Regions from separate parts of the Homo sapiens genome. Here region 2 is linked to region 1. Evidence: chromatin contacts called from ENCODE Hi-C or POLR2A ChIA-PET data. All regions are on one chromosome and are shown on one strand. Each heading gives the region's core, a stretch centred on a gene start or an enhancer-like site at or near the end of the contact. The rest is flanking DNA. Distances are from core to core; before and after follow the strand shown.

What was found. A loop is a pair of places that touch in the nucleus more often than their neighbours do. ChIA-PET counts read pairs that join two places held with the same protein, here RNA polymerase II (POLR2A). Pooled maps may share reads with other maps.
Region 2: a loop to region 1 is called in a map of CD8-positive, alpha-beta T cell, with 4 times the contacts of the local background. The contact joins the enhancer-like site here to the promoter of RPAP3-DT in region 1. A Hi-C loop is called at or near these places in 5 of 168 maps with a recorded cell type or tissue (B cell, CD8-positive, alpha-beta T cell, naive thymus-derived CD4-positive, alpha-beta T cell and 1 more), 1 of 37 single-sample maps with no recorded cell type and 6 of 50 pooled maps. POLR2A ChIA-PET finds 5 or more read pairs at or near these places in 2 of 52 experiments (H1 and activated CD4-positive, alpha-beta memory T cell).

The regions. Positions count from the first base shown.
Region 1 is chr12:47,704,576-47,707,715 of GRCh38, forward strand. RPAP3-DT (RPAP3 divergent transcript) reads left to right here and starts at 1,513. Exons shown (of 4, transcript NR_183480.1): 1 at 1,513-1,588. RPAP3 (RNA polymerase II associated protein 3) reads right to left here and starts at 1,455. Exons shown (of 17, transcript NM_024604.3): 1 at 1,377-1,455. RefSeq lists enhancers at 669-1,170, 1,171-1,670, 1,391-1,685, 1,617-1,766 and silencers at 917-1,006, 1,037-1,326, 1,397-1,476.
Region 2 is chr12:47,191,827-47,194,966 of GRCh38, forward strand. The region is part of intron 2 of PCED1B (PC-esterase domain containing 1B); the gene reads left to right. Among named protein-coding and RNA genes, the nearest start is that of MIR4698, 5.6 kb to the left of the region's middle. Within about 2 kb of position 1,450, at least 4 of the 41 ENCODE cell types and tissues checked have a DNase peak (open chromatin) inside an H3K27ac peak, as active enhancers do; they include B cell, CD8-positive, alpha-beta T cell and natural killer cell, where a contact is called at or near this core.

The DNA of each region.
Region 1 (3,140 bases), core at 263-2,762:
CCACGTTGGCCAGGCTGGTCTCGAACTCCTGACCTCAAGTGATCCGCCCACCTCGGCCTCCCAAAGTGCTGGGATTATAGGCATGAGCCACCGCGCCTGACCTCTATTTAGAGTTTCAATAAGATTTTTTTTAAAGGGTGGAAGGCCAACCGCAGGTGGCTCATGCCTGTAATCCCGGCACTTTGGGAGGCAGAGGTTGGGGGGCAGGGGGAATAGCTTGGGCTCAGGAGTTCCTAGATCAGCCTGGGCAACACTTCGAGATCCCCATCTCTACTAAAAACACAAAAATTAGCCAGGCGTGGTGGAGGGTGCCTATAGTTCCAGCTACTCAGGAGGCTGAGGTGGGAGGATCGGGAGATCGAGGCCACAGTGGGCGGTGACGGGCCCACTACACTCCAGCCTGGGACCAAAAAAAAAGGAGGGGGGGGAATGAAATGAGTTACGTAAATGAGATTATATGGAGATTACAGTACATTTGCCTTTGATAATATAAGACTTGTTCTTGAGCATAGTCTGGGGAAAAAGCAACAAAGTAAAAGATACAGGAAAAAGGATGAGTGATGGGGCAAAATCTCCAAAAAGGTAGGAGAAGAGTCAAAGCTTTAGGCGGAGGGAAGAGAAGTAAGGTGGGAGGGAGAGAGACGGAATTAGAAAAACATTTGTTTAGGACAGTGAAAAATACCTCACTAAGAAGGGACAGTTGCAGATGCAGATAGGTCTTCTGACTCGTAGCCTCAACAACTAAATTAGGTTTAAGCTTCTTTCAGGCAGTGTCCATGTTTGACCATATATGCACAACTCATTCAAAAACAAAACTAGTACAACGCTTTGTTGGGAACTCAAATAAATGAATAAAAGCGCAACAAGTCAGTGAGATGCTGACGGGGGTTAGATGCTTTTCCATTTCACCCATCACCGCTGCTGCTCGAGCAGGCCCAAAAACTCTCCCAGGGACCCTGCGATGGGGCGGGGGTGCGAGCCAGCAATCAAAAACTTCCAGCGCTGGGGGTATCACTTTCACACCCGCTGTCCCGGCGAACACCGCACACCCACGCCGCAAGGGGGCGGGCCCCACCTCGGTCTTTGCGGGAGGGCGGCTCTGCCTTCCCGAGCACTGCAAAATCGCAGCAGGGTGGAGGGTCCGCCTGCAAAGCAGAGCGCGCAGGCCCGGGTTGCGGGGGCGAGCCCCTCCGGGAACGCGCGACCCGAGACGCCGCTGCCCTGGACACCGACGCGCCGCCTCAACGCGCGCCTCCACCGCCAGCCCCGGCCCGCCCCGCCTCACCGGTACCCATAACCGCTACCCCTCCTCCCACCGGCCACCCCAAGGATCTCCTACGCTGCTCCGGGCAGCGAGAACCGCAACGCCCGCTCACCTGACCAGGCCGTAACCCGCCGCACTGCCACCCCGTCAGCCCCGCAGCGACTCACGCCGAGCCCGGCAGTGACTCACGCAAAGCCCCGCCTCCTGCGCTTCCCCACAAGCCCCCGCGGCCTCGCCCCGCCCCCTTTAGCCTGGGCTTGAGCGCGCGCAGAAGTCAGCTTCGTGACTTCCTTCTCAGGATGGAACCAGCTTGGTGGCTTGAGGGTATGTAAAAGCAATATCTGAGCCTTCTGCCTGCTTCCAATATGACTAAGCTTAAAAGGAGATAACCCAAAAACTGCAGGATCATCCTGATTTTCTGATCTCCAAAACAATAAAACCTTGAATATTTCCCTGGACTCCCTTAAACAGTTTAATCCCTAATATTTACCTTGCTAATCTCTGACCTTTGTGACATTAATTTGTCTGACCTTTGTGAGTATAATAACCATGTGAGAAAGTTACTGTTTTTCCACCATGAACAGACTACTGTCAACCGGTAATCCTGGTAATTTTAGGGGATTTTTTTTTCCCTTTAAGTACTGGTTGGCAAACTAGTCCTTCCGTCTAACTCCTCGCATCTTTTGCAAGTAAACCCCTTTTCTAAGTGAATCTATCTCTGAGTCTTTCTTTGACATGTGCCAGTGTTACAATCTGTCTTTAGATATGCTCTGGCTTACAGAGAAAAAAGAACGAAACTTTTAACACTTTTTGCTTCTGCTTCCCGTGTGAGGGAGTCTTCGTTGCAATGACAACTCTTAAACGAAAGCAAAACAAAAATAATTGCAGAAGTCCACAGAAGCAAACACAAACAAATGAAACTTTCCATTTAAAACAGGACTGTAACCTCAAATATCCTCAAAATCCAGATCGGTGGTTCTCAGTCTTGACTGAGCTTTGGAATCACTTAGGGAGTATATACATATACACGTGTGTGTGTGTGTGTGTTTGTGTCTGTGTGTGTGTGTGTGTGTGTGTGTGTGTGTGTGTGTGTGTGTATACTGATTTCTGTGTCCTATCCCAGAGATTCTGATGTAACTAGTCTTGAGTGAAGCCAATCAGAATTTTTTAAAGCATAGGATACGGCTGTGCATTTGAAGCTGGAAGCCACTAACCCAGGCGCTGATCAATGAAGAACTAGGCTGGAGTGCTGTCTTACAAGGTCATATCATTAGCACATCCTTCCCATTGCTTAATTATTGGTATCTTTATATTTTAAAATCATAGTAGTCAAATCATTAAGTGTACGTCAAAATATTTACTAATGAAATGATTCTTTGGTTGTATTAGGGAGATAGAGAACTGACTTTTAATAATTTTTTTATTAAGTATTTAAAAGCAAATATTGATTTACTGGTGTTTTTAACAAAAGCAACCACATTTGTTTTATTAATTCTGACAGAGTTGATTGAGAAGAGAGATAAGGGGGCTAGCTGGCTGCTCTAGTAAAACCTCATAGACCCTTAGGTGACCCTGCTTTTCTCTCTCTTTTTCTCTCTCAAACCATACAATAATCAGAAGTAGCTTAGTGAATATAGAGTCAAAGTGAGAAAAGTTAATCAAATGGTTTTGATGGTCATCATCACCTAATTCTGAGGCTCCTGCTGTCCCACAAAACCTGTGCCTGCAATGGCAGCCTTCTCTCCTGTGAGCTCAGACCTAGGCCACCTTAAGTTCTTTCCTAGATTCCTTGCAGACCTCCCCACTTCTATTGGCAGTTATCTTTAAATGGATTTCAACAAAATGTGTAAATAATGCCTTTCTTTTAAGTCTCTTT
Region 2 (3,140 bases), core at 200-2,699, 510 kb before region 1:
CTGGTGATTCTGATGAGAACCACTTGCCTGCCTTTCTCTTTGCCAATCTGAGTCCATTACCATTTTCTTGAGCTAACTCAGACATCATTTTCTTTAGATACTCTATAGGAGCACCTAACATGGCGCTTGCCACAGAAATGATTGACTGTTTTCTCTCTGTACATCCTCATTAACTCCAACTCAATAGAACACCAATTTAATTTGCCTCCTTTGTATAAATGTATTCAATCCACCCCGTATCACTGTAGAATATCTATACATTGTTCTAGAATTACTGTTTTCTTATTTTATGTGGATCTGGCTTGCTTTAACTATTTCAAAAATGGAGGCTACGCTTTTTTTTTTTGTTTTTTTTTTTTTGCCTCTTTCCATAGTGCCAGCAAAGAGCTTCTAAATCACGACAAACAGTAAATGCATGTTGATTATAAGTAAAACCTATTTTTGCTTTCACTTTCCTTTGATATGAAAGTCAATTAAATAGGCTGCAGAGAACAGGGAGTTTAGAAGGCTGAAATAAGAAAAATATGTAGCCTGGAAAAAAAATGGAGATGACCAGTAAGCAAAGTGAAATTGTATATACTGCAGACTGATCGGCTCTATCCAAATGGGTGCTCCTTTTGGATATGAGCTCATTCAAATGGTAAATGATTTCATTCAAAACTTTCCTTTGGGAAAAGTCACTTGGAGAGTCCACTTTACATAAAAGAATCCAATTTAATCTTCAGTGGAAAAAGTGGAATTGGACGAGGGCAGAGCTCTCCTTTCATTTTAGAGAATAAAAGTGGCAGCCTGGATCCTGGTCCAGTCTCTGGTACTAACTAGCTGTGACTTTGATACATCATTGAGTCCATCAGAGCTGACTGACTCCCAGGGCTCTCCATAGCAATAATGGTAATAAAAATAGCAAACATTCATGGAGTTCTTGCTGTGTAACAGGCACTGTGCTGAGGATTTTTCATGCATTATTTCATTTAACCATCATTCCTTGAGACAAGTACTATCATTAACCCCAACTGAGGAAACTAAGGCTCGGAGAGATTAATTTGTCTAAGATCACAAAGAAAATGTATTTTGGTGAAACTATTCATTCAAGCCTAGCTCCAATGTCCATTCTTCTTTCCTCACGTCTACATGAGACCTTCCTTATCCCCATATTTGCAAGCAGAGTACATTATTCTGGGCTTACTGAATGCTTTATGCACACAGATATTTTAGCGCTTCTCCCATTGTATTTTGCTAATTGTTTTTGCATGTCTCTCCTAGCTGACTGCAAAAAATGAATTCAAGAGCTGTATTCTATTTGTCTTATTACTCTCATCACTTACTGTAGGGCTTAACAATTAATAGACTCTCATATGTACCAAAATATGAACTCTCAAATTTGTTGTATCCTCAGAGAGGTTGAGTAACTGACTCAGGTTCACACAGGAAGTACAAAGTGAGACCGGATTTTGCATTCCGGCATCTGACCGTCCCCACTTCCTATGAGCATCACTGTCCACTCAGAGTTGTTCAAGCCAATGCAGAAACCAGGGAACCATTCTTTATAATAATTCCCTGCTCACAATTCCTGAATTCCTGCCCCCTTCCCCCTTTCCACTCCAGTCATTGTTTCAGCCCATCACCTTCTCCCCAACCCTCAATCACCATGGTAATTCAGATTACTGCCTTCACTCGCCTGGATTACAATAGTTAGGGTGTAGGATTTTGGCTGACCCCCAAAACAAAAGATTAAAAATTATGGATGACTTTTATAAACTACAAGCAAGTCTTACAATTTCCCTCAGAGACAAAGATATACTTCTGCCCACTCAGCCCTGAGTAGCTTCAATCATGGTTCTCTAGTAAGTTAGAATTATATTTTCTCCCCGTGACATAAATTTCAGTATAAGGATCAGCAACATTGCTCCAGTCCTATAAATCATATGAGGCAACCAAATAGTCTCCAAGATTCTAGCTCATTTGCTGTTCATCTGTTTTAAGATTGCATTTCACCAGTTTATTTCAGGGTGTCTGCCATTTTGGCCCCAGTTTTGATAACTGCAGATTGTTGTTATTTTAAAGCCATTTCATTGCTCAGTCTTGCTGGGGCTGGGGCCCTGCCTTGCTCTTGCCCTCACTAAGCTGCATTCTGGTTTCCTGCCTACCTCCCTTGGCTTTGAATAAATACCACATGCTCTTGCTGTGCTTTTGCTGTGCTCTGCCACCTGCAGGGCCCTTGGTCATACTGTGTTGAGACCTCCTTGCAGGAGTGGCCGCTTGCCCTTTGCAGCCAGCATTTTTCAGATAACTTCCCTCCATGCTCCTGAAACACATCTGTCTCCCCACTGCCTGCCTCCTCTCAGGAATAGGTCTTTTTTTATTTTGAGATGGAGTCTCACTCTGTCGCCCAGGCTGGAGTGCAGTGGCACGATCTCAGCTCACTGCAACCTCCACCTGCTGGGTTCAAGTGATTCTCCTGCCTCAGCCTCCTGAATAGCTGGGATTACAGGCGCGCAGCACCACGCCCAGCTAATTTTTGTATTTTTAATAGAGATGGGCTTTCACCATGTTGGTCAGGCTGGTCTCGAACTCCTGACCTCGTGATCCACCTGCCTAGGCCTTCCAAAGTGCTGGGATTACAGGCGTGAGCCACCGCACCTTGCTGGGATGGGTCTCTTTACAGGTACTGGAACTAATTTAGAACCACAAATGTCCCTTTGATAGCTACTTATTGCAAACACAAGAGAAATTTCCTTAGTGTAAAGAAAATCAATCATTTTTGGCAAACTACTTAGACTTTCAACAGTGAAGCTTCTTAGAATATTGAGGTCTCCTGCTCTTCTGGGAACTGTGGGACAAAGTACTCCAGTTAATATCCTCAGATGACCTGCCAACAAGAAAGGTCATACCGGTCGGAGTTCCATGTGCTATTTAAAGAACAGACCTTAGATGGCAGAAGCAGCAATATGTGGCCAGGGTTTTAATGAGGAAGAGAAAGGTGCCGTGTGGCTAAATTCGAGAGTAAATGGCATTGTTGTGTTCAGAAACAGCACTGGCCACTTATCCTGTTTCATAATTCCTCTTCTTTAAAGTTATTATCTTCATTTTGAGTATTGTGAATTATTTATTAGTATTATATATTTAACTTGTTAAATGAA